Linked DNA regions of Homo sapiens: region 2 is linked to region 1. The links are chromatin loops, found by intact Hi-C in ENCODE. Cell type or tissue: heart right ventricle. All regions are shown on one strand. Links, peaks and the distances in the headings refer to the core of each region. The heading gives the core; the rest is flanking DNA.

Evidence for each region. Hi-C counts contacts between places; a loop is a spot of excess contacts. Peaks named below come from ENCODE experiments on the same cell type or tissue, not always from the same donor. Only the 100,000 strongest peaks of a DNase experiment are listed, where the experiment ranks them.
Region 2: a loop joins it to region 1, with 1.8 times the contacts of the local background. A loop is called at or near these places in 8 of 110 quality-filtered maps.

The regions. Positions count from the first base shown.
Region 1 is chr5:128,919,492-128,922,309 of GRCh38, forward strand. All of the region lies in intron 6 of LOC105379168 (a long non-coding RNA gene), which reads left to right. Among named protein-coding and RNA genes, the nearest start is that of SLC27A6, 45 kb to the right of the region's middle. In heart right ventricle, for the core only: no CTCF peak of the experiment used is centred there; a DNase peak (open chromatin) is centred at 1,572; H3K27ac peaks cover 1,640 bases.
Region 2 is chr5:128,973,489-128,976,306 of GRCh38, forward strand. All of the region lies in intron 1 of SLC27A6 (solute carrier family 27 member 6), which reads left to right. Among named protein-coding and RNA genes, the nearest start is that of SLC27A6, 9.4 kb to the left of the region's middle. In heart right ventricle, for the core only: no CTCF peak of the experiment used is centred there; no DNase peak of the experiment used is centred there.

The DNA.
Region 1 (2,818 bases), core at 14-2,513:
CCACTTCCACTTCACTTGTATTTCCTTCTCAAGGTTGGTTTTTCTAATTTGAGCTCCCTTTTAACAAACAACTAGAAATATTCTCATATCTGGCTCATCCTTCTGCTTTTACCTTTTTCCCTGCTTGTGAGGCGTATTTATTTTCCTATAACTAGTCAGATTTGGGTTCATGGTATAAATAAAAGTGAGTTTTTCTGAACAAAAATGTCAGCTTTTATATTTTCATATACAAGAAGTATTGTGGCAGATGACGCAATAGATGACACCAAATTAAATAATTTTTGTGTATGTGCTATCATGTATAATTTAGAAATTACTTTGGATATGTAGGAATAGTCAGACTTATGGGAAAAAAAATTTTTTTTGAGATCAGTTCTGTGTAGAGCATCATTCTGTCCAATCTGTGTAGAGCATCATCTTGCCTAAATCTATAATTTGGTAGTCAGAGATGAAATAAAGATATCCTAGGTATGGAATCATCATATAGAGCTGTCTCTCAGTATAAGCAGGGGATTGGTTCTAGGACCCCCACACATACCAAAATTCACACATACTCAAGTCCTGCAGCCAGCCCCGTGAAATCCATCTATGGAAAAAAATCACACCCTCTATATAAGGCAGGTTTTGCATCCTGCAAAGAATGCATTTTCATCTGAGCGCATGGTTGAAAAAAATCCAGGTATAAAGTGGACCAGCACAGTTCAAACCCATGTTGTTCAAGTGTCAACTGTCTTACAAATGTTTTATTTAAATGTCTAAAAGTTCTAAAAGCATATGTCAATTTAGCACAGTTTTATGACTCTTAGAAACAAATTCATGAGTCATTCAAATCCATTTAGCAGAGAAAATTGAAGAAATAAGTATTAATTCTTCATATTTTTATGTATTCTCTTAGATTTCTAACTTAAAATGACAAACTTTCAAGGGCAATTGTTTGAGAGTAACAGCCATTTCCCATGACTAATTCGATTACCATTAAATCCATGTTTATTTCCAATGTTCTTAGCTGTGCTATCCACAAACATGTGAATCCATTAGTCATACAATGTGGTCATAAACCAGGAAAGAGACAGTGGAATACAATGAAACAAGCACAGACTTAGGAGTCAGTCTGGATATGGGTCCATATCCAGGCTTGGTAACTTTCTAGTTGTGTAAACTTGGGCAAATTATTGTAATTATTCTGAAAAACACCTAACTAGAATAAATAACATAAAGGTGAGCTGATATTATGTAAATAAAGTTAAAAGAGAAAATGACTCAGTGTCAAAGCCCTGGCATGCTGCCTGGAATTCAATAGATAATGATTTTCATTAGAAGCAGAAAACAGAGAATTTGGATAGAGCAGTTTATTTTCTGTCTGCATCAGAATCTCAACTTGGGCACTATTGATATTTGGGGCAGAATAATTCTTTGTTGTGGGGCACTGTCCTGTGTATTGTAGCATGCTTAGCAACATGCCTGGTCTCTACCCACTAGATGCTAGTAGTGTACCTCCCTCTCAATTACTCTTCCCAAGCCCTGCCACTCTACCACTTGGCACCTTAATTGTGACAATCAAGAATGTGTGCAGGGATTGCCAAATATGCGTCAGGGCAAAATCTCCCTAATTGAGAACCACTGGTCTGCCTGAAGAGTGAGGTCCATTGTCCAGTAGCTCAGGCCCAGCCTTGTGTCTCTGTCCTTCAATTTCACCTTTGGCTAGTTACACAGTTAATGGCAGAACTCCCCCAATGTATAGGGATATGGTCATTGTGTATTTTGGGTACTCATTCTAGATTTTACCAGAGGAAAATTTCTTTATCACCTAAGTTCTTTCTAAATGGGAATAAAATATCAGGAACACGAGACATGAAATGAGATGTATTACTTAATTAATTTGTGCTCAGTAAATTCCATGTGAATTTGCAAAGAAGTAAGTAACCATTTTAGGCAAATAATTCGTACATAGCAATTACTCTTGTTTAATTCAGAATGCCTCAAGACATTCAATTTTTAAAATTCAAGGAAAAGCAAAAAAAGTCAAATGTGTATTTCAGGGTAGCAAAACTCTTCCGTGTACATTAATAATCCATTTCTTAAGTGATCCTAATACACATTGTTTGGAATGATTGAAAAAATTGTTAATATACTCGCTTTTACTTACAAATGATTATTTTCATTTTACTATGTTTGTTTTTGAGGAAAAACCTTAAAAATTACTATAAACAAACTATTAACAGTTTTAAGGAATAAACACTATCAAGCCTGTTTCTGTAAATTATAAAATGAAAACAAGCTTTTAAATGTGCTACTTAGTAATTTAGTGTCAGATATATATACTGGAGCAGATTATATTTATAATTATTTTGTCTTTATAAAAATGGAAAAATGACTTAAAAGTGGGAGGTGGAGGAAAATTTGTGATGTGATCATGAAGAAGGTCAAAATATTCTCAGTTCTATGTATATTTGTAAACCAGTTCAATACAGTACCTGGATTAATTATTTTATTATTTATACTGAGCTTTGACTCCAAATAATTTAAATAAGTCTATATAAAATATAGTAAGATTATTCAAATGTTCATAGAAAAAGTAGAAAGAAAAAATACAACCCCAGAAACATAAAATTAAGTCAGTAAAAGCCTAGTTAAAAATGCATTCATAAAATGTTATTTGTTTTCTACAGCTGGATAAGATATTTTGCAAGAAATGAGCAGAACAAAAATAAAATTAGGAAAACAATTCCATTTATAATAGCACCAAAAAGAACAAAATTCTTACAAATAAATTTTTAAAAGCAATATATAGTTTATACTCTAAAAACTACAGAATATT
Region 2 (2,818 bases), core at 163-2,662, 54 kb after region 1:
CTCCCCTAGCCTTGCTGCCACCTCGCAGTTCAATCTCGGACTGCTGTGCTAGCAGTGAGCAAGGCTTCGTGGGTGTGGGACCCACCAAGCCAGGCACGGGATATAGTTTCCTGGTGTGCTGTTTGCTAAGACCATTGGAAAAGTGCAGTATTAGAGTGAGAGTATCCCGAGTTTCCAGGTACCGTCTGTCACAGCTTCCCTTGGCTGGGAAAGGGAATTCCCTGACCCCTTGTGTTTCCCAGGTGAGGCGATGCCCTGTCCTACTTTGCTCACACTCTGTGGGTTGCACCCACTGTCCAGCAAGTCCAAATGAGATGAATCCGGTACCTCAGTTGGAAATGCAGAAATCACCTGTCTTCTGCGTCGCTCACGCTAGGAGCTATAGACTGGTGCTGTTCCTATTCAGCTATCTTGGAACAATAAAAACACAAAGGTTTACTTCTGAGCACTCATTTTAATCTTGTTTTCATTACGGGAGGAAAGGGTCTAGGAGCAAATGTAAACTCCAAGTTTTGCTAATAATTGATAAGGCCGTAAGTTCTGTTTACAAGGGCCAACCAAGAGGGCCACAGTGTCCCTGAAAAAATGGAGACATTCCAAAGCCGGTTTCCTGAGAGATTCGTCTTAAAGTACATAGGACTGGCTACTTCTCAAGATAGAGCATTCAGGCTTTTCTGTTGACCGAATTGTTGTTTAACTAGGACCAATTAATTTTGCAGTTTTACTTGTGCCAGCTTTTACTTTGCTTGCCAATAACTAATTGCATTGTTTTCTTATTTTTGTTTTTAACACCAACAGTCAGTTTTTTGTATTTAAAAAAGCCACTTTGGGATACTGAAGTTTTAAGCCAAGACTATTTAGTTGATTGGCTCGGTAAGTAGGTCACTGGAGAAGTCACCCATTCTTTCTGGCATACCTTCAAATATAAATGAGATATATGTTTTCCAAAGATGGAAAAATTCTATTTTGATTAACAGATTTTGTAATAAGATGTAGCTTAGATCATAGTCACTTTTATACTTAAAATACTGTGTTGTTGGCATCTGGAGTCTCATTTGTGAACAATATAAACATACTCTTTTTAGCACATTAAATTTCAGATTTCTTGGATTCTCATTGGATGTTTCTGATGGTGTACTATTAAATCATTATACCCCCAGGGAGAGTATATTGAGGTAGAAAGATGAATCATGTGGTTCAGACGGAGGTAAGCCAGACAGACCCAAATTCCATGTATGGTCTGCCACTTCCTGGCTGTATGGTTAAAGATAATATCATCAGTTACCCTGGATCTCACTGAACTTAGTTGTAAAATGGTGATGATACCATCTGATTCACAGTATAATTCTGAGGATTAAATGACACATCTTTTGTAAAGTGGCTAGCTGAGTGCCTGGTATGTACTAAGTAGATCTTATTGTATTTAAATGATTGCTATTATGATTATAGAGTAATCCTGGGGCTTTTAATAAGGGATCTCATTTGGATTTTGCAGCTACAACCTTATTTGATGTTAGCTAGTATATACAGTCATGAATCACTTAATGACAAGGATACTTTTCTTAGAAATGTGTTAGACGGGCCAGGCGTGGTGGCTCACGCCTGTAATCCCAGCACTTTGGGAGGCTGAGGCAGGCAGATCACCTGAGGTCAGGAGTTTGAGACCAGCCTGGCCAACATGGCAAAACCCCGTCTCTACTAAAAATACAAAAATTAGCCGAGTGTGGTGGCAGACACTGGTAATCCCAGCTACTTGGGAAGCTGAGGCAGGAGAATCATTTGAACACAGGAGGCAGAGATTACAGTGAGCTGAGATCGTGCAACTACACTCCGGTCTGGGGAATAGAGTGAGACTCCAAAAAACAAAAGCAAACAAACAAACAAAAGAAATGTGTTAGGTGATTTTGTTGTTGTGTGAACATCATAGAGTGTACCTACACGAACCTAGATGACATAGTTTACTACACACCTAGGCGCTGTGGTATGGGTTATTGCTCCTAGGCTACAAACTTGTACCAGGATATTACTGTACTGAATATCGTAGGCAATTGGAACACAATGGTGGTAAGTATTTTTAAGTGAAAACAGAAATGGTACAGTAAAAACATAGTGGTATGATCTTATGGGACTACTGTTGTATATGCAGTCCCTCATTGACCAAAATATCATTATCATTACTATGTGTTAGCAGTAAGTTAATGACAGAGTTAGGATTTGAGCCCATGTTTACCTGATATCATGATGTGTATTTCTCACATTCAGACTTGCCCCTTCTGTAAGGAGGCATATCCTTTCTTTACATTATTTTTGCTCCTGACAGTATTCAAGCATCATTCCCTTTCAGTAAATACATGTTCAACAGATATTATAAATAAAAACCCCAGAGTCAGTGCCTCCATGGCCAGTAAAGAAGAAACCACGCATTATCAGTGCTTAGAACACTGCCTTTTCTAGCTACTGAACCATGAAGCCATTTAAACTTCCTATTAAAATCAATTATTTTCTTTTGTAACAGAAGTAATTGTTGATCTAGCTGAGTCTAGGAATGAAAAAGAAAAAAAAAACAAAAAGCCAAACAGTCTATTCTACTAAATACAAGTAGAAATTTAGAAATGTCCTGAAAAGTAAAACAGATACCATGTATGGATATCATAGTATGTAGGTAAGATAATAAAAGTTCACATGAGCTATGTATTTTATCTATCGGCATACATAACACTTTCTATAAAACTTAAAGGGGGCCAGCGCGGTGGCTCATGCCTGTAATCCCAGAACTTTCAGAGGCCAAGGCAGGTGGATCACCTGAGGTCAGGAGTTC